2 separate regions of the Mus musculus genome follow, and region 1 is linked to region 2. The links are chromatin loops, found by intact Hi-C in ENCODE. Cell type or tissue: left cerebral cortex. All regions are shown on one strand. Each heading gives the region's core, and the rest is flanking DNA. Links, peaks and the distances in the headings are about the cores only. Region 1 overlaps Tmem132d (transmembrane protein 132D). Region 2 overlaps Tmem132d (transmembrane protein 132D).

What was found. Hi-C counts contacts between places; a loop is a spot of excess contacts. Peaks named below come from ENCODE experiments on the same cell type or tissue, not always from the same donor. Only the 100,000 strongest peaks of a DNase experiment are listed, where the experiment ranks them.
Region 1: a loop joins it to region 2, with 2.7 times the contacts of the local background. A loop is called at or near these places in 2 of 42 quality-filtered maps.

Annotation. Positions count from the first base shown.
Region 1 is chr5:128,142,694-128,152,123 of GRCm38, forward strand. The region is part of intron 2 of Tmem132d (transmembrane protein 132D); the gene reads right to left. Among named protein-coding and RNA genes, the nearest start is that of Tmem132d, 290 kb to the right of the region's middle. In left cerebral cortex, for the core only: a CTCF peak has its summit at 4,690 (motif pointing left); DNase peaks (open chromatin) are centred at 2,303 and 2,734; H3K27ac peaks cover 688 bases.
Region 2 is chr5:128,263,719-128,273,148 of GRCm38, forward strand. It overlaps Tmem132d (transmembrane protein 132D), which reads right to left. Exons shown (of 9, transcript NM_172885.2): 2 at 4,774-5,659. Among named protein-coding and RNA genes, the nearest start is that of Tmem132d, 160 kb to the right of the region's middle. In left cerebral cortex, for the core only: CTCF peaks have their summits at 3,259 (motif pointing left) and 4,234 (motif pointing left); DNase peaks (open chromatin) are centred at 3,282 and 3,824; H3K27ac peaks cover 568 bases.

The sequences.
Region 1 (9,430 bases), core at 947-8,946, 120 kb before region 2:
TTCTTTAGCTACAGTGGTCTTGAAGAGAATTTTCTAAGATTTACAGGAGAACACTGGATTTGCTTCTCTCACTAATAAATTTTCCTGAGAAAACACACACACACAGAGAGACAGCCTGTGCAGCTGACATGGTTTGGGAAAGAGATGTTTGCCTGGTGGAGGCCCACACCTTGTGTGAGCATCACAACAAACACCTGCAAGGTTGGCCACCGGCTCCTTGGAGATGAATCTGAGGTATTTACAGAATACAGCCAGCCTGTGTTAATCATTCTGAAACAGTTTCTTTCAGAGTTACAAGTGGCAGCCTGTGGAAGCCCATGGCAGGCAGTTCTCAGAACCTGTGGAGACTGGCTTCACTGGGTCTGAACCAAATGTTAGTTCCCCTCTTTGTTTATGACAAGCGGGTTCCTTATAGTCATTAATGGAAGATTATAACCCACTTGTGGTTCCATAAATACAGGTTACCCTGACAGCCTCATTACTAGAGATAAACACAGCACTTGATTTCCGAAGACACTTTATTGTAGATTTACATTTAATAATACACCCACCATGGTGAGAGCAGAAAAGCCATAATTTTCCCCAGAGTATGCCCATGAAGTGTAGGCTGATACAGACAGAACCTGCTAGGGGTTAGGGGATGCTGTGCTGTTAAAACATAATAGAACAAGCTGTAAAGACTAGATATGTGTGTTATGTGTGATGTTTATATTATGTATATAGCATATGTACAATGTATACCCAAGCACAGGATTCAGTCTTAACTGAAATATATGGGAATAGCTGACAGCCTAGATGCTGAATACATGGGCATGCTGGTTATGTTTGTGCCTCTCCCTGCCCCTCCATACCCTAGCCTCTGAGTCTGGATTATTGCTTAAGCAATCTGCCCTCTGGCAATGATGACTTTAACTGTAGATCATACATTCAGAGTGTCTGTCCACTACCTTGATAAAGAGGTTGACAGTCAAACCAACTCTCAGGGTTTCATTGATATAAAGAGATACCATGACCAAGGCAACTCCTATCAAGGAAAACATTTAATTGGGGCTGGCTTACAGTGTCAGAGTTCAGCCCATTATCATCATGGCAGGAAGCACGGCAGTGTGTAGGTAGACATGGTGCTGGAGGAGCTGAGAGTTCTACACCTTAATCTGAAGGCAGCCAGGAGGTTATACCACTGGGTGTAACTTGAGCATTTAAGATTTCAAAGCCCTGACTCCAAAATGACATACTTCCTCTAACAAGGCCACACCTCCTAATAGTGCCACTTTCTATGGTCAGGCATTCAAACACATGAGTCTATCGGGGCCATACCTACTTAAACCACCACACCAACCTACCCAAAAGCCCTCTCCTGGGAATTCACCAAACACTGAGCCCTAATAACCTTCCTCTTTCTCTTCTCTTCCCTCCCATCTTGCTTTTTTCTCTCTAGTCCCTGACATTAACATTAACGTATACAAGTTGGATGTTTATTAGCATATGCAAATAATCACTTAGCCTCAACATATGCAAATGATCCAGTCCACTAAGGTCAACAGGTGTAAATAGTCCTCTAGTATTAACATGTGCAAACTACTCCCTAATAATAACACATGCAGGTAGTCCCTTGTATTAACATATGCAAATGAGCCCGTAGCATTGACATACTCAAATGATCTCTTACCACTACCATATGCAACAGGCCCCAGGTATTAACATATGCAAATGAACCCTACATTAATATGTGCAAATTATTCCCTAGCACTAGCATGTACAAATGGAACCTGTCATTCACATACACAAATTCACCTGACATTACCTTATGCAAATCTTTCTGAATCTAGCTCTCTCAGGCTGTTCTTTGAAACTATGAAATAGCCACCACCCTCCCATTTGGTACCTTTCAAGCTAGACTAGAGGTGATTCATCTGCCATAAGGCTGACTGAGGTGCTGTCAGATACCCTTAAAACAGGCTTGCTTTGGAAAAAGATATTACTCTTCTCTGCTGCAGCAGCTCACAGCGGGCCTTGGTGGTGGGTGGCTCTGATCCACTCAGCTATTCAGAGATCAAAGCTGATTGTGGTCCTGGTGTTTCCAGCCCCTGTTTTGCAGCACCTGTGTCCTGAGCACCCCAGCCAGTGGGAAGAATGAAGGGTGAAGAACAGAGCAGGGCAGGTGGCAATACAAACTCAGGTACACTCACAGTCTATGGAAGGCATTTACTGTCTTGGCCAAATATGGTTACAGACGCAAAGGCTTCTGGGAAGCCAATCCCTACCAGGAACTGACAGCAGCGATACCCAAGTTGGGCCTGTGGGTGGCTTGCATTCCTACCTCAGTTAAATGTATCCTGCATCATCTAGACTGTGGGCAGAGCTAAATCCCCCCACATCAGTGCACACAGTCACACTACAGAGAAACCCCACCTGAACAGTCACCAGTAAGCACTCCATTTATGAATGGTTTGACATGTGGGTTATTAAAAGCGCCTGTGTGCTCAATAAAAGAGGTACCAAAATGGAAGTTTGAAGTGATGGAAGAGAAATAAATTGGGCTCAAAAGGAGAAATTTGAATATTTCTGTTCCTTGTGAGATTTATTTAAAAACTCCGAGTGCAGATATTTGTGGCAGTGGAGGAGAAAGAAGAGAAGAAATTTAAGAGAAAACTGAGACAAAGTAAAAGACAGAAGGGGAAAAGTCACAGGGTGGGGAGAAATATTTTGGGAAGTTCAGTCCACACAAAGTTCCAAATATGAGAGGAAAACCGTGGGTGGCCTGTAAGTATGTGCCCAAAGGAATGTTCTAGAACTAGAAAGTAATACCAGCCCAACACCCTAACATAGTCCATAATCCACAACCCGCTCTGGGATTCTTGGCAATCTGAGAATGGAAAGAAGGAATGGGCTTCCAAGCAGCCTCCTGTTCAAGAGGGGAAGCTTGCTGGGAGTATCCTTTCCTGGATCCCAAAGGATAAAACATTTTTTTTTTCCAAGAGCATCATCTCTCAAGACACCAAGTCCTGCTCAGCTCCAGCAAGCTTCACCCACAGCTGCATGAGGCCCTCCGTATCAGCAGTGTGGGAAGCCACATGTGCCGTTGCAGGGTGGCGCTGGCTTCCACTGGCCACCATGCATACATAGGCAGTAAAGTTCTTTTGCCAAGATGAGGTTTTGAGAATTAACCAAAATTAACCAATCAGATGAGAGACAAGTTGACCAATCAGATGAGAGACAAGTTAACCAATCAGATGTAGGCATGCAAATGAGGTGGTAAGCATAACCCATGCACAACCAATCCGGGTGTGAGACACACCTCTCCTAGGCCTATATAAGCAGCACCAGTTCTGGGCTTGGGGTCTCTTTGCCTCTACAATCAAGCTCTCCCAATAAACGTGTGCAGAAGGATCCTGTTGCAGCGTCGTTCTTGCTGGCCAGTCGGGCGCGTGCAAGAAGCAGAGCGGCAGAGAGATTACTCACAGATGGACACCAAACATAGACTATACAGGCCTCCTGATGAATACAGGAGATGACACATTTACCCCTCAGTTCAAAGACCAGTAGATAGCATGCTGGACTTTTGGAAACGTCTCCTGTCCATTGTTTTCTCTCATTAACTGTGGCCAAGAATAAAGTAATGTCCATTTTCTATGGTGTGGCAGCCAGGTACCCCCATGGGTAATCACTCTGCTTCTAATTTCTAAGTGATCTGGACCACAGGACCTCCTGCCGAGGCCACACATTATACAATGGTCACTCCTAGCCGTGTCTCAGCACTGTACTGGCAAACAGGCATAAGCCTTCCTGAATACCACTGGCTATCCTGTGAGAGTCATGTCCCCATGGCCCCATGTTCCTTTGGAGTGGCATAGGGCCAGACTTTATAGCATAGGGATACAGTCTTTGCTAAGCCTCTTACATCCTGTCTTTAAGATTGTAGCAGTTTCAATGAGAAATCTCCCCCAACTGGCTCAAGTAATTGGAGCTGTTTGATAAGGTTGCAAGATCTTTAAAAGGTAGAACCTCATCGGAGGAAGTGGTTCACTGGGGATGGGTTTGGAGAGCATACAGCCTTCCGGTTCGATCTCCTGCTTCCTGTGTGTGATATGCTTTGTCTGCCATGCCCTTCTCACCATTTTGGAGACTCCCACCCCACGCCCTGCACTGCAGCCAATATAAACTCTTCCACAGGTTGTTTTATGTCTTGGTGCTTTATTGCAGCAACAGGGAACTAACTAATGTAAGGACTATGCCAATGTATGCAGGCAGCTAAGACAGACCCGGTCGGGAGTGCAGGACCAGGGTGACCAATGTTAGGCAATTCCAATTTGATAGTATGTTCTCCGGCAGGAAACATATTTTAATGGGCCGTGTTGGTGTTGGCATATATGTTTATAAAGCTGGCGCTTTCCACTATTGAAATACTGTGTGCTATGCACAACGTGTCACAGGCAGATAACGAAAACATGGACATGAGAAATAAATATTTTGACAGTGGCTATTCTTTCTTGCCTATGAGCCTTCTGGCACATTGCCAGGATGTACACACGTCAGAGAGACAGTCCGTTACCATGTGGCACATGGGTACATCAAACCCCACTGCGGGATCTATGTGTTCCAGTCTCAGCAAGGGTGACAGGATATCCAGGAACTCCCACTCCTACCCTCATCCCCACCCCCACAGCACCTGGCTCTCAGACGACTGCCACCTACTGGAAATTAAAAGGGAAAAAGGCAAGGGCCAAGAAAGATTTGCTCTCAAGGAGGGATGAAACTCATCCCTGAGGGAGACAGAGCCAAGAGGCAGGTGTGTCATCAGAAAGGGGTGTGGTCATGAACGGGGTGTGGCTTCGGAAGGGGGTGTGGTCTCATGGTAGGTGTGGCTTCCAGAAAGAGGTATAGCTTCTGACCGGCTAGGTCCCATACTGCCCAACTTGTGCTAAACCTTGGGTTAGCTAAACGCTAAGAGGCCATGAAGGGAGAGCCTGTGCTATGGAATTCACAGTACAGACCACTGAGGGAGACATCACGGGCTGGAGCCCACCCATGGCTTTTTTCTCAAGGCTGTTGTACCCACCTTCTAAGTTCAGGCTGCAAATTGGCTTTGCTTTAACCCTCTTCCCGATACTTAAGGTATTCGGTCATCTTTCCAAAGTTTTACAAAACGGTCTGGGCACACAAACACACCCAAACCAAAAAAAAAAAAAAAAAGCAGCCTACTGTTAGCAGTCACTTCTGAGACTCTGTTAGTAGGACCTCAGTGTGTTAAGTATGTGCCAGGCATGTGAATGCGTGAGCCGGCTAATGGATGCACTGAGAGCTAAGAAAACAGCCAGATGCCCCATGACTACAACTTCACTGTCAACATTTTAGCCCCCATTCTTCTCTTCTATGTACCTCTTTATTCATGCGTTATCTGTAATTCTATACAAATAAGATAAAACCCTGGTTAGCCATGTGGCCATCAAACTGGAACACTCGCCATCCAGGGAGGTTCTGGTCATATGGAGTATAACATAAACAGCTATGAGTAACACACAGCACATCTGTATGTGACCGCTGTGTGTGAGGCCTGCTGCTGTGATCATCCAGGTTTCTTTATCAACTCCAAGGATCAATAAACCAGCCTGATGCAGAATGCTGCCTGGCTGTGGACCAACCCAGGACAAACACTCTGTGAAGGGAAGGCCCAGCCACAGAGCACTGCAGCTGGACCTGTGTGGCTTTAAGAAGTCCTCTCCCAGGCCAGCTGGGATGTCTTCTGAGTATCAGAGCCTCTGCATCACCAGCACAGGCTAAGTGGCTTCCTTTGCTGGTAGAGTGACCACTGACTCTTTGAGGCTGTATCAGAGCTTCGAGCCTCCTGAAGTCCTACAGATTGTGGATGCGCAACTTTCCTCTTCACAACTTAGTGCAAATAAGATGGCCAAAGGCCCATTTCCCTTTTGGTTTTAACTCAGGAGAGATATGACAGAGATGGATGGAGAAGATTGTCAACTGTAGCAATGGATATGCTGGCAAGGAGAAGGTTGGCAAGGGCCCGAGGGTTTTGACTCTGGCCACTAGGGAGTGGAACATTGTACCATCGAGGCCTACATTCTGTAGCTGTGGCTACCGCAGACCATATCTGCAGCAGCTGCTGCTGCTGCTGGAGGCTGACCATTCAACTGCTGCAAAGTATCAGCTCATTAACATCCAGAGCAACAAGTCCCCAAGCTGAGGATAGAGATCTAGGAGTCTCTGGCTTCTAAAGCCCAGAGCAGGAAGCCACTGGCTTTCAAGGCTTGGAGTGGTGAGGCTCTGGATCTGCCAGTGCAGACCCAGGCCTGGGGCACCCCAGACCCAGGACTGCCAGCTTTAGCAAAGCCTCACTGACTCATGATCCTTATGTGAGTAGAGCAAGAAGAACCTGAGGACGATTCAGATCTGAAACCCAGGATGCTTCTAGGAGTCAACTCTCACCGTCTTCTTACCTCATTTTGACATAATTGCTAACCAGTTCTGACCCTTCACAGCAAACAAAATCGAGAAAGACATGGGCTTACACGCCAGCGTCAGATACTAGACACAGCCTTGAAGTTTAAATCTCTCTCCAAAGTTCCAAATTGAACCAAGCCAATAATCTCCACACAGAAAACAGGACAGATATTTACAGAGAAACAGCTCTGGGGTGACCGTGCCAGAAACCATGGTTTCATAACATTGGCTACCTCCCAGATCCGGAAGTGCTGGGGGGGGGGGGGGTAGCGGGATGCTCCTGACTTCTAGGTTTAAGATAAGATGTAATTTCAAGCTGGTTGGTGGTGCATACCTTAATTCCAGCACTCTGGAGCCAGAGCAGGTGGATATCTGTGAGTTTGAGGTCAGCCTGGTCTACAGAGTGAGTTCCAAGACAGCCAGGGATAAAAAAAAAAAAAAAAAAAAAAAAAAAAAAAAAAAAAAAAAACCTTTATCTTGAAAAAAAATTTTTTTCATTGTCTATGAAGTGCCTCAAACCTCTAATTTCTCCATATTCTTACTACAATTGTAAGATGGTTTCTGCTGTTCTCAAGGTGACCAGTTTTTGTTGTTGTTGTCGTTTGTTTTTGTTTTCTTGGAGAATTGCTTAAACATACTTCTTTAATGGAGGGAAAAATTTCCACACCCAAAGCAGGACTTCAGCCAGCAAACACACGTGCTCTGAGATGTCTTTGGAGGAGCTGTGGTTTTCAATTAAGTATTTTCATGGAAAATAGTATCAGGGTGTTGTAAATGATGTAATCAGCATGAACGGGACTATGAGAAACACTTCTTGACCTGAAAATCCCTGTCCTCAACTCCCTTCCCTCTTCTTTGCTCTGCACACTCTAGGACAGAAAGATGTGGATGTCTGGGTTTGACAAAGTAATAATCACATTGTGTGTGCGACTTTGTGGTGTTGAGGGATTAGAACCAAGCCCACTCCTTGGTAACTTTGATGGAGACACAGGTGATGTCTAGTTCTGGATTCTGGTGAGTACTTCAAGGATTCTTCACGTGCATACAACTCCACATTCAGCGTATCTTTTAGGGTATCCTAGCCTAACTTTAATTATCGACTTGATCCAGTCAAGGGGCACAGAGAAGACTATATCAGTGGACAGATTGCTCAGCTCAGACTTGTCTGTAAGAATTGTCTAGGTTGTTAATTCAGGCAGGAGGTCCCAGCCTACTGTGGGTGGCACCATTCCTTAGGCAGACAGCTTACTAAAAGCCTAGGGCCAGTCAGTAAACAGAGGTCCTCTGTAGTTCCTGCCATGCTTCTTTGGCTGTGAGCTGAGTTCCTTTGTTGGAGGTAGTTATGTGTGGAATAGCAAACAGGCCTGTCTCTAAGTTCTTGCTTTGACTTTCTGCCCTAACTTTCCTCAATGATAGACCGAGCCCTAGAAGTATAAGGCAAATATATCTTTCTTCCTCTAAGTTGCCTTTGGTCAGGATGTCTTAGCACAGCAACGGAAAGGAAATGGGAATACAGAAGGAACTGCCACATCAGAGATATGAAGGTCATTTGTGTGTGTGTAGGTACACATTGTAAAAATGCTTTTGCACATATGTGCATGTGTGTGTGAGTGTACATGTGTGTGTATGTAACTGCATTATGTATGCATTGGTGGTCCTCAAGCAGCATTTGCCTTTGTTTTGAACAGAGTCCCTGTTGGCCTGAAATCCATCAGTTTGACTAGGCTGAGACTGGCCAGTGAGACAGGGGTAGTTACTTACCTGTTGCTACCACCCCAGGGCTGGGATTACACTCTTGTGCTATCATATCAGGCTTCTTTTTATTCTTTTACTTGTGTCCTGGGGTTTAACTCAGGTCCCTTCTCATAGGCATTTTACCAACTGAAGCATCCTCCTAGCCCCATGGGCTCACAGGTTCTTTTTGATGATGTTTTGATAGCTAAATGGCCACTGTGTTAGTTATGTTTCATTTCTGTGATAAAACACCATGACCTGAAGTGACCCATGGGTAAAAGAGTATATTTTAGCTTATGCTTCCATTTGGAGAATCTATAACGGCAAGGGAGATATGGCAGCAGATTGTCAGAGAATTCTAAGAGGTCACATCTCTACCACATGCAGAGAGAGAGAGGCAGAGATAGAGACAGAGAGAGAAACACAGAGAGAGAGACAGAGACAGACAGACAGACAGAGACAGAGAAACAGATGGAGAGAGAAAGAGAGGGAGGAGACAGAGGCAGAAAGACAGATGGGGAGAATAGAAGAGGGGAATGGGGGAGAGAGGGAGAGGGAGAGGGAGGGGGAGGGGGGAGAGGGGGAGAGCGTGTGCTCGCTAGGGGGAGAGGGGGAGAGGGAGGGGGAGAGGGAGGGGGAGAGGGAGAGAGCGTGCGCTCTCGAGCAAACAGGAAGTGAGACAAGGCTATAAACTCTCAAAGCCCACCCCCAGTGACATACTTCCTCCAATAAGGCACCAGCTCCTAAAAATTCTATAACCTCCCCAAACAGCGCCACCTACAGGGGAAACAAGTATTCAAACACCTAAGTGCACAGCAGCAGTGCGAGATGCTCCTGACCTCCTGAGTTTGGGGTAAGACATAATTTCAAACTGAGTGGTGGTGGTTCGGGCTGGCTGATCTCTGTGAGTTCAAGGCCAGCCTGGTCTACAGGAGTATACTTCTTACTCAATCCATTATACCTCTTCCACAGTTTATATTTTTTTTTGACATCAACACCATGCCTAAAGAGAACTTTCTTAGCCTTTCTATATAATCTTATTTTCAATCCCTTTCTGTCTTTAAACACCCTTCCCACCATCTATTTGTGTCTTTATTATCATGTTGGCCCAGGTTTTATTATGTATTAAGAAACTACCATTTAGGAAAATCAATCCATGGATCCTTCTAGAGTTTATTTCAGTAAAGTAGATTCAGCTTTATTTTTTCTGTTTGTGTTTTATTAGTATACCTATTAC
Region 2 (9,430 bases), core at 1,054-9,053:
TCCCAAAGCATCTCAAGTCTGATGCGGTGGAAGGTGCACGACTGTCAAAGAGCGCTTGGATATCTCCTTTAGTATTTAAAACTGCAGAGCCCTCTGCCAGCTGTAAGCGGTCTTTGATAATGATCATTATTATCAAGAGGGATCTGTTCACTCAATGAGCTTGAGAAGGGCCCTCGGGAAGAGCCCTGATTTGTCTTAGTTCTGCCTTCTATATCTCTGGACTCTGTCCTCCACATGAGCTTCCCTGACATTGAATAAATATTTGGCTTAAGCTCCAGTCCAACCTAAGGGCCAGAGCTTCTTAGGAAATCAGTCTCTCTAGGGGAAAGATGAATGGATGGTGTGGAGGGAGAGAGGGTCCCCAGGTCTGTCATCTTCTGCTTGGCATTTGTGCAATCTGAGCCACTGGCAGTCCTGAACCCTGTGTTCTGTGGAGAGGGAGATGGGGAAAGGAATGGTGGGTGGGATCTCAGAGCAAAGGGCCCAAGCGCCGTGGGTGCTTCAGTCGTCAATGGGAAGAAAAACATTTTCTGAGATTTAAAGGAACTTGGATGTCTGTGAAATGAAAGGGCTTTGCTTTTCTTCTACAACGGGGGGCTTCAAGACTAGAGCAGCAGGGTTAGAAAGATTTTATGAGACAACAAGCTATCTATTGGAGCTTTCTTGTCCTCAGTAGGAATCACCCATGTACCAACGTCCAGCCACCCACACAGACACCCACACAGACACACACAGACACACACACACACACGGGGCGGGCGGGGGGAGCAAGGGGACAATCGTTAAAACGTAGTTATAATTTGGTACCCAGAATAGAAGCCCTACCCCCTCAGACATTCTCTGCAGCATCTCCCCTGAGGTCGCAGGCACAGATAAGCCTAACCCTATTTATGGAGATTCAGATAACAAGCTCACCCCATCACCAGGTCCACGTTTAAAGTGTCTACTTACGTAAACAGAGTAGACCCACTCAAGACTGGAGTATGTTAGCTGTGTAGCAGACATACGCCAAAGCCCAGGGAACATCATAGACGAGGAGGCAGGAAGGATGTAAGTAAGAACCAGAGGTTGGGGGTGGGGTGGGGGGAGAGAGCTGTGGGATGCTGTGTTCTGAACATGACATGGCTGCTGCCCCCATGAACTCGAAGAAGCTATGGTTGCAGGTAGAACATCAATCTAGTCAAAATCCCCAGCAGGAATGAGGGAGGAAATCTCCAGGCCCCACCTCTTACTGAAGAGCTGATAGCAGCTGGTAGTTGTTAGGGGGAGGCAGACTCATTGTTTTTTTTTTTTTGTTTTTTTTTGAGGATAATTCTAATGGTAGGTTTCCCTTGCTCCATTGGATAACCTCACCCTCATGCACTTATGAAGTTGAGAGGGTATTTGTTGTGGGGATATGGAATATATATATGTGTGTGTGTATGTATATATATGTACATATATATATATATATATATATATATATATATATATATATATATATTTCAAGGGTAAAAAGTTAAAACTAGATTCATAGTGAATGGATTCTGAATAAATGTACTTTTTCTCTATATCTGAAATCACCCAAGCTTTGACTTACAACTAGAGCCAACAGACATACATGGATATGATGTGATTGTTTCTGAATGTGCAAAGGCCCAAACCTAACACCATGGGCTGTGTGGCCCAGCAATGGGGATGCCTTTTGGGTCTCTTGGAGAACAAAGAGAGCTGATCTCCCTCAGGACTCCAGAGGACAGGTTTGCCATATTGAAGATGGCGGCGACAGGATCCCAAGCCTTTGACAAAACACACAAACACACACACAGATGGTTCCAGAAAAGGCTAGAAGAGCTCACTCCCCTGAGGCCAAAGTCCAGGGTACAGTAAGATTTCTCTTCTGGCCCAGGAATCCAACCACCAGCCAACGACCGGCATGAATGCACAGGAGAGCAGGGACCCCTTTTCTTTTTTTCCTTTTTCTGTTTGTCTGTCTGTTTATCTATTGATTCATTTATTGAAACAGGGTTTTTCTGTGTAGTCCTGGATGTCCTGGAACTCACTCAGTAGACCAGGTTGGCCTTGAACTCCAAGATCTGCCTGCCTCTGCCTCCTGAGTGCTACTGGGATTACAGGTGTGCGCCACCACACTCTATTTCTTTTTTATTCTTAAGACTTATTTATTTACATATTTTATGTATACAGGTACTCTGCACATACATCTGTACCCAGGAAGACAGCATCAGATGGCTGTGATGTGGGCACCATGTGGTTGCTGGAAATTGAACTCAGAAACTTTCAGAAGAGCAGAGTTTGCTCTTAACCACTGAGCCATCTTTCCATCCTGAGGCCCCCCTTTTTATAAAGCCATGGTTTCTAGATAAAGGACTTCTCTCTATAACCAGCCACCTCTAAGGATGCTACACAAGGCTTCTGAATTCACAAGTTGAAGCACACACTTGCAGAACATGGAGAGGGCTCATTATTCGTCTGCAGCACAGTCTGCCAGATGGGGGCAAAATGAAGCCCAGGCATGGCCATAGGCCCACAGATGTCTTCCTACACCACCACCCTGCCCCTGGCCCTTTAGTTAATCCCCAGATGCACAGAAGGCAAAGCCAAGGGTTTTACCTTCCAGTTTTAGCCAAGTTCAATCATCAGACAAATGCTGTTCACTAATGTCTACTGCTTTCATTGAAATTAAAAAAAAAAAAAAAAAGAACCCCTGATGCCAGTTCAGAATCAGCTCAACTTAAATTTGTGAGCTAAAGCAAAAGAATGGCTTGTTTCCTTGAGCTCATCACCCCTAAACAAGACATAAGGAAAAGGGAGTAGAAAAAGAAACCAAGGGAAGGAGGGCGGGGAGGAGGGAGGAAGAAAGAAGAGGAGGGAGAGAGGGAAGGAGGGAGGTGAGGAGGGAGGGAAAGAACAAGGGAAGGAAGGATAGATAGGTAGATGGAGGGTAGATGAATGGATGGACAGGTGGACAGATGGATGGACAGATGGACAGACAGACAGGAAAGATAACAAAGAGGAGTTATAAATTTGGAGGAGAATCTGAAATCAGATTCAAGCTAATGATCTTGGAAATCCACAGGCAACATGTACCCCACATGCGGTTACATTTATGTTCTCAAGGATCACAATAAAACCTAACGTGTTGGGAGCTGGAGAGATGGTTCAGCACTTAAGGGCATTTGATGCTCTTGCAGGAGACCAGAGTTCAGTTCCTGGCACCCATTTCAGCCAGCTTGCAACCATCTCCAGGGGATCTGTTGCCCTCTTCTGGTCTCTGTGGGCACTGCACTCATGTGGTGTGTGTGCATGTGGTGTGTGTGCACATGTGCGTGTGCGCAGATTCACACGCACACGCACACGCGCGCACACACACACACACACACACACACACAGAGAGAGAGAGAGAGAGAGAGAGAGAGAGAGAGAAGTAAAGATGAAAACCCCTAGATTTAAAAAGCAAGCGGAAAACAAGCAGTGTCGCACAACAGGCCAAGTCATGTCACGCTGCTGGGACACTGCTGATCAGCCAAAAATGTGTGTGCTAATTAACTATTGCAGCCAAATTCACCTACATTTAACATGGAGCTAAAGGCTTTAGTTACATCACAATCGACACAAGGCAACTTCTAACATATTCCAAAGCGAATTCCAGAGCATTTCTCTAAAGTACTCGGTGCTTCTTTTAAATGTCTCCTCTTTGCTCCAACCTTACATAAGGTACCCAAGATCCCACCATTTATTCTCTTTATGCTCTTTCATTCCTTTTTTAAACAGTACATTCTATTTCCAGGGAGAAACAAAATGACAACTTTAAGCCTGGTACCACTTTATACTTAGAGCCTGCCTGTCTGGAATAGATCCTGAGTTGGCAAAGCCATGTTCTCCTTCCTCCCTGACAACTGTCGCAACTGAGTTTGCAGATTCGCTGAAACTGCGAGGTGTTTAAAGACCCAGTTGTGAAGTGACTGATTTGTGGAACCCTCAGTGTCCCGATGCCTGTTGACAAACTTCACAAAGGCCAAGGGATCCCAACAACACGACTCTTCTGTGACAACCTGGGAGTTTCATTGATATTAAAGAGAACTATCTTATAGTCTGGGAGAGATGGCTCAGTAGTTAAAAGTATTTGCTGCTCCTCCAGTATACTCTAATCCAGTTCCTAAAACCCACATCTGGTAGTTAAAAGTCACCCATCACTCCAGCTCCAGGATGATCCAATGGCCCCTTCTGGCCTCACCAGGTACTGCATTCATATGCATACACGTGGACATAGACACACACACACAATAATAAGACTTTAAAAATATTTTCTGAGCTGGCAAGATAGTACAGTCAGTAAAGCATTCACTATGAAAACATGGGAATCTGAGTTTGGTTTCCAGAATCCATGCACATCAGCAGAATATAGTGCTAAAGATTCATGGTTCGATGACTCCAATGCTCCAAGGCAGAGAAAGGAGGATTCTAGGGTCTCACTGGACAGCCAACTAGCCTAACCAGCAAGCTCCAGGAAAGTGAGATACTCTTTCTCAAAATAAAACCAAAATGAGTATCACCCAAGGAATGACACCCATGGTCTCTTATGTACATGTACATTCTACAAAAAAAAAAAAAAAAAAAAAAAAAAATGTCCATCATTCATCATTAAGCGGCCAGCCAGAAATACAACTAAGCCTTATGTTTCATGGAACACAGCACATGAACATCTGCAGACAGTTCCACAGCAGCCCGGCTGGATCGCTGGGGTTGCAATAGACAGAATGTGAACCTGCTCACCTCAGTGTGAAGCGATCCTCCGTGCAGTTCCTGGAGACAGAGATAGGGAAGGTGAGTACATCTCCTTGCCGCACAGTCTTAGGGACATAATGAACAGCCACATTGCTATCCAAACGCAGTTCCTTCAAAGGTGGACTGCTGGGGGTCTCCCGAAGGAAGACGCTCCCAATTCTATGCAAAGGGGGACTGGATTCATCAACATCATTGTGGCCTGCTGGAGTACCACCGCTCTTCCTCGAATCCTCCTTGGCACAGTCGCCTCGCTCATCCCCTGGCTGTACAGCATAATACAGTTCCACGGGATTCCCCTCTGGCTGCTCCGTGGGCCTCCTGCGCCCAGATACCACTGATGGTGGACTGAACCAGCCCGGCAGCATCTCCAGCTGGGCCACGCACAGTCCCAGGGCTCCACCCAAACGGCAGCTGCCTCGAACCTCTCGAGTCTCTCTGAACGCAAAGACCCGCAGGCAAGGCAAGTTCTCGTCCCTGTGGTCATCCCAGTCTCGACCCACGATGTGGAAGAGCACCTGCACTTTGGGATGGCTCAGGTAGACTTTCTCCTGCAGGATGTAGGCCTTCAGCCTCCAGTTGAGGGAGAATGTGTTAGTGAATCCAAATGGGTTGGAAGGCAACATCAAATCCTGGGGCACTACCTGCTCGAGTGAGAAGGGCCCGTAGCTGGCGTTGAGCACCGGCAGTCGCCTAGATTTGTAGATCAGGAAGGACTCGACCCGCGACTGCAGGCTGGAGTTGCGCATGATGTCCTGGTTGGCCTCCTTCAGGAAGAAGGAGACATCCGCATTGTTGATATGGTAGGTGACCGGGAGGTAGGTAGGCAGTAGTGAGAACCGCTGAATGCTCTCCAGGATCCCTCGGCCTTCCGTCACTGTTGGGAGGAACCGAGGGCAGGTGTTAGTGATCCTGAGACACCCGACTTGTAGACTCTGGAGAGCACATCGGTAGCTACCCACAGCCTCACTTTTGGACCCATGATGCAATTCTGAACTGTCCAGTGTTTCTCCTTTGAATCAAGTCAACGTATGGGAAGTAGATGCTAAGTAAAGGAGTTGGGGAGATGGCTCACAAGCCATGAGTAGGTGGAAAGGAACTCCCATCCCCTATCCCATATTAAAAAGAAGCTGAGTGAACTGGAGAGATGGCTCAATCATTAAAGGCTAGGCTCACAATCAAAAAGAAACTGAACACAGTGATGCATGCCTGTTAGCCCAGGGCTCAGGAGATGGAGGCAGGAGGATTTCTGGAGCTCACTGGACAGCCAGGCTAGCTCCATCAGTGAGTGTCAGGGTCAATGAGAGATACTATCTCAAAAAACAACATGGAGAAAGATTGAGAAAGACATGTGATATTGACCTCTGGTCTCCACATGAACATGCACACACATACACACGTGCGTGCACACGTAGATGAAACAAATGGGTAGATATTTCCTCCAGACTTATAAAATACTTCTTAGGAGGTAGGAGGCTCACAAAACTCACTAAGTGTTAGGAGAATTTGTACAACTACAAGACACATCAGGACCTCTCCAAGCTTCTATAAGCAGAAGAGAATATTATCAGCTGAGCATGGTGGCACACACCTTTAATCCCAGCTCTTGGGAGGCAGAGGCGGGTGGATCTCTGAGTTCAAGGCCAGCCTGGTCTACAGAGCTAGTTCCAGGACAGACAGTGTTACACAGAGAAACCCTGTCTGGAGGTGGGATTTAGGGGCCATAAGCTTATTATTTTGGGTGGAGGTGTCTGTAATATGTGTCCAGAGTTCCAGGGACACAGCTTTTGAGGATTGTCACCCATGTGGTGATCTCCTTGTAGTGACAAAGCTGCCTTTTGGTTGCCTGTGTTTCTGTGAATAGTGGTTCACCAAGCTTAATTTGGATGGAAATAGTTTTTTTCTTTGGTTGCTGGTGCCCTACCTGGAGTGAACAGGCTTTTATTTGCATCTCCCTAGGAAAAGACGCAACATAATGTCACTAGTGTTAGACAGAAAAACTTGTCACTTGACGCCCATAAACGTGGAACTTGTAAATAGTTAAAATCTAAACAAAAATTTGAACAATAACAATAACAAAAAATGGGATAACAAGGCCTTCAAGTGGCTTACTCCTTAGAGCATAAATATGCAGGGGCACTGGAAATCTGTCCCCTTCATACATGCTGGGGTTGTTTAGCTTGGGCTGTTTGTGAGACTCCTAACAACAGAAGGGCTATCTCTCCTTTGCCTGCTCATAGGACCCTTTTCCATCTACTGGTTTGCCTCATCCAGCTTTGATATGCGGGTTTGCGCCTAGTCTTATTGCATCTTGGTGTGCCACATTCCATTGCTATCAGATAAAAGTCAGATAGGGAGAATAGGCTTGGAGACTGAATTGGTGATAGTTCTCTAGAGACAGGGAAGGGACTAACCATGTCATGCCTTGGACCTTTGAGTAGCCTGGACCTTCAAGCCAAGAATTTGAGGCAGCATCTATAGTTAATGCATTACACTCACGACCTACGAAGATCGTTCTGCCACCAGTGAATAACAAACATTTTACTTTTCTCTTTAGGGAACATATTCTCCCTGTGAGGGGGGGGTGGTTAAAAAATCCAACATGTTATTTTTACAGTTTGTCTTATTTTCTGTAATAAAAACCCAGACTGAGAAATTATACAACTCACAGAAGCCATTTGGCCAGGGAGCCGCCGGCTTGAGTAGCCCTGACTGCTTGGGCATGGCTGCGCCATCCTTGGTGTAGACCACAGCAGCAGCCACACACTGGTCCCTGGTTATTCAGAAGTGACACTGACATCCCTCCAACAACCTGCGTCAGCTTCAGTGACCCCATGAAAGCATCCCTCCGGAAAGCACAGTGCCTTCTCAAGTCTATCGGGAGCAACAGGGACAGCCCATAACTAAGGCTGTCTCTAGACTTGCCACATATAGCTTGTGGGACAATCAGCAAGGCACCAACCCTCTTTGCTTCTGAGAATTAATGGAAGTTGCAGTCCAGGTCTGAGAACACAGAAGCCACGATGCATACAAGTTTACAGCTAGGCCAGGTCAACAGACACCTGTTCAAGTTCACTTTGCAGACTGGAATAACAAACAAACAAAAAATCTCTCTATTTAGTGTCATCACCAAACTCATGGCAGGATGAGACTCATGCTTATGTTAAGACAAACTGTCTAGAGCATGTTGATCCATGTGATTTAGGACTGGCCCAGACAGTAGTTTCATAGGTTAGAGCCTAATAATGTGAATTTCTTTTTCAAATATTTAAATATGCACACTGGAAAGTTGGCTCAAGGGATAAGGTATATGCACAGTATGGGCTGGAGTTCAGATTGCCCAGAGCCTGTATAGAAAAGCCAGGTGGACCTGTCTGTAATCCCTCAGAAAGTAGGGTCAGGGGACCTCTGGGGCAATGAAGCTAGGGTAAATAAGTTGGTAAGTTCTACCTTCACCAAGAAACCCTGACTTTTTAAGGTGGACAGCAACTGAAGAAGACACTGATATCAAACCTATGCATCTCCAACCACATGTGCCCACATACATCTCAGCATGCATACATGCACAGACACCACCCAGGCATACACATGTAAACATGTTTTCTTAAAATCAAGATACTCTCAGTGTTGTGATTCTCAACTTCATGGATTTAGAATCACCACAGAAATGGAAATAGATCTCTGCGAGGGGGAGCAGGGGGTGACTATAAGGATGTTTCTAGAAAACTTTAACAGAGGAGGGAAGACCCACCCTCAATGTAGGCACCTCCATCCCATAGACTTAGAAAGAAAGCATGCTACACACTTGCATCCATCTCCTCTACTTCCTGCCTCTAGATGTCATGTGACCAGCTCCCTCATGCTCCTGCCACCTCGACTTCCCACTGTGATGGCCTGCACCCTCATGGTGGGCCTGCACCTCACACAGTGGGCCCAAATAAGCCTTCCTCCCTTAAGTAGTTTTTGCCTCGTATTTTGTCCCAGAAAGGGGTAGCCACTACCATAAGCCTAACAAGATGCCTTAACCAATGAAGTACCATGTTTTAATACATGGGAACTGGAGCCTGAGCTGTGACTTCCCAGACCTGCATTTACTCATTTAAAAGTCAGCTCAAAGAGCAAGCAGGCATATTCTGTGTGTTCTCTGAGAGGAGCTTCCTGGATCCCCCCTCCTTTTGGGTCCCTCAAGCCCCACCCCCAGACAGACTCCACATCAGCCTAGCTAGTTACAATCTTATCCTGCCTTTGGCCACTTCTGCTGTAAAACCTGTCTCAAAATGCATCTCTGGGTCACATCCCCATGTGTGTCCTACACAGCAACTCCATCCCCCATCACTCTGTGCTTCTCGGTAAGTCTCTACTGAGCAGTAGGTTGCATGCCAGCTAATGGGGAGGTCCCATGTGTTCCACAGCACTTGGGGTCTTTAGAACAGCACCCTAACAACTATGAGGCCCCCAGTAAATATTGGATAAATAAATGAGTGAATGGGCACACAAACAGGTTATACATTTTCTATACAAAAGAGCAGAATATTTTTCACCAGGATTTTGCAAGATCCTTTTTTCCACAGCATGACTATAATCATGATTGCCAATGCTTCTATTTCACTGAGAGCACAATATAATCCCACTAGCAGGGATTTGAGAG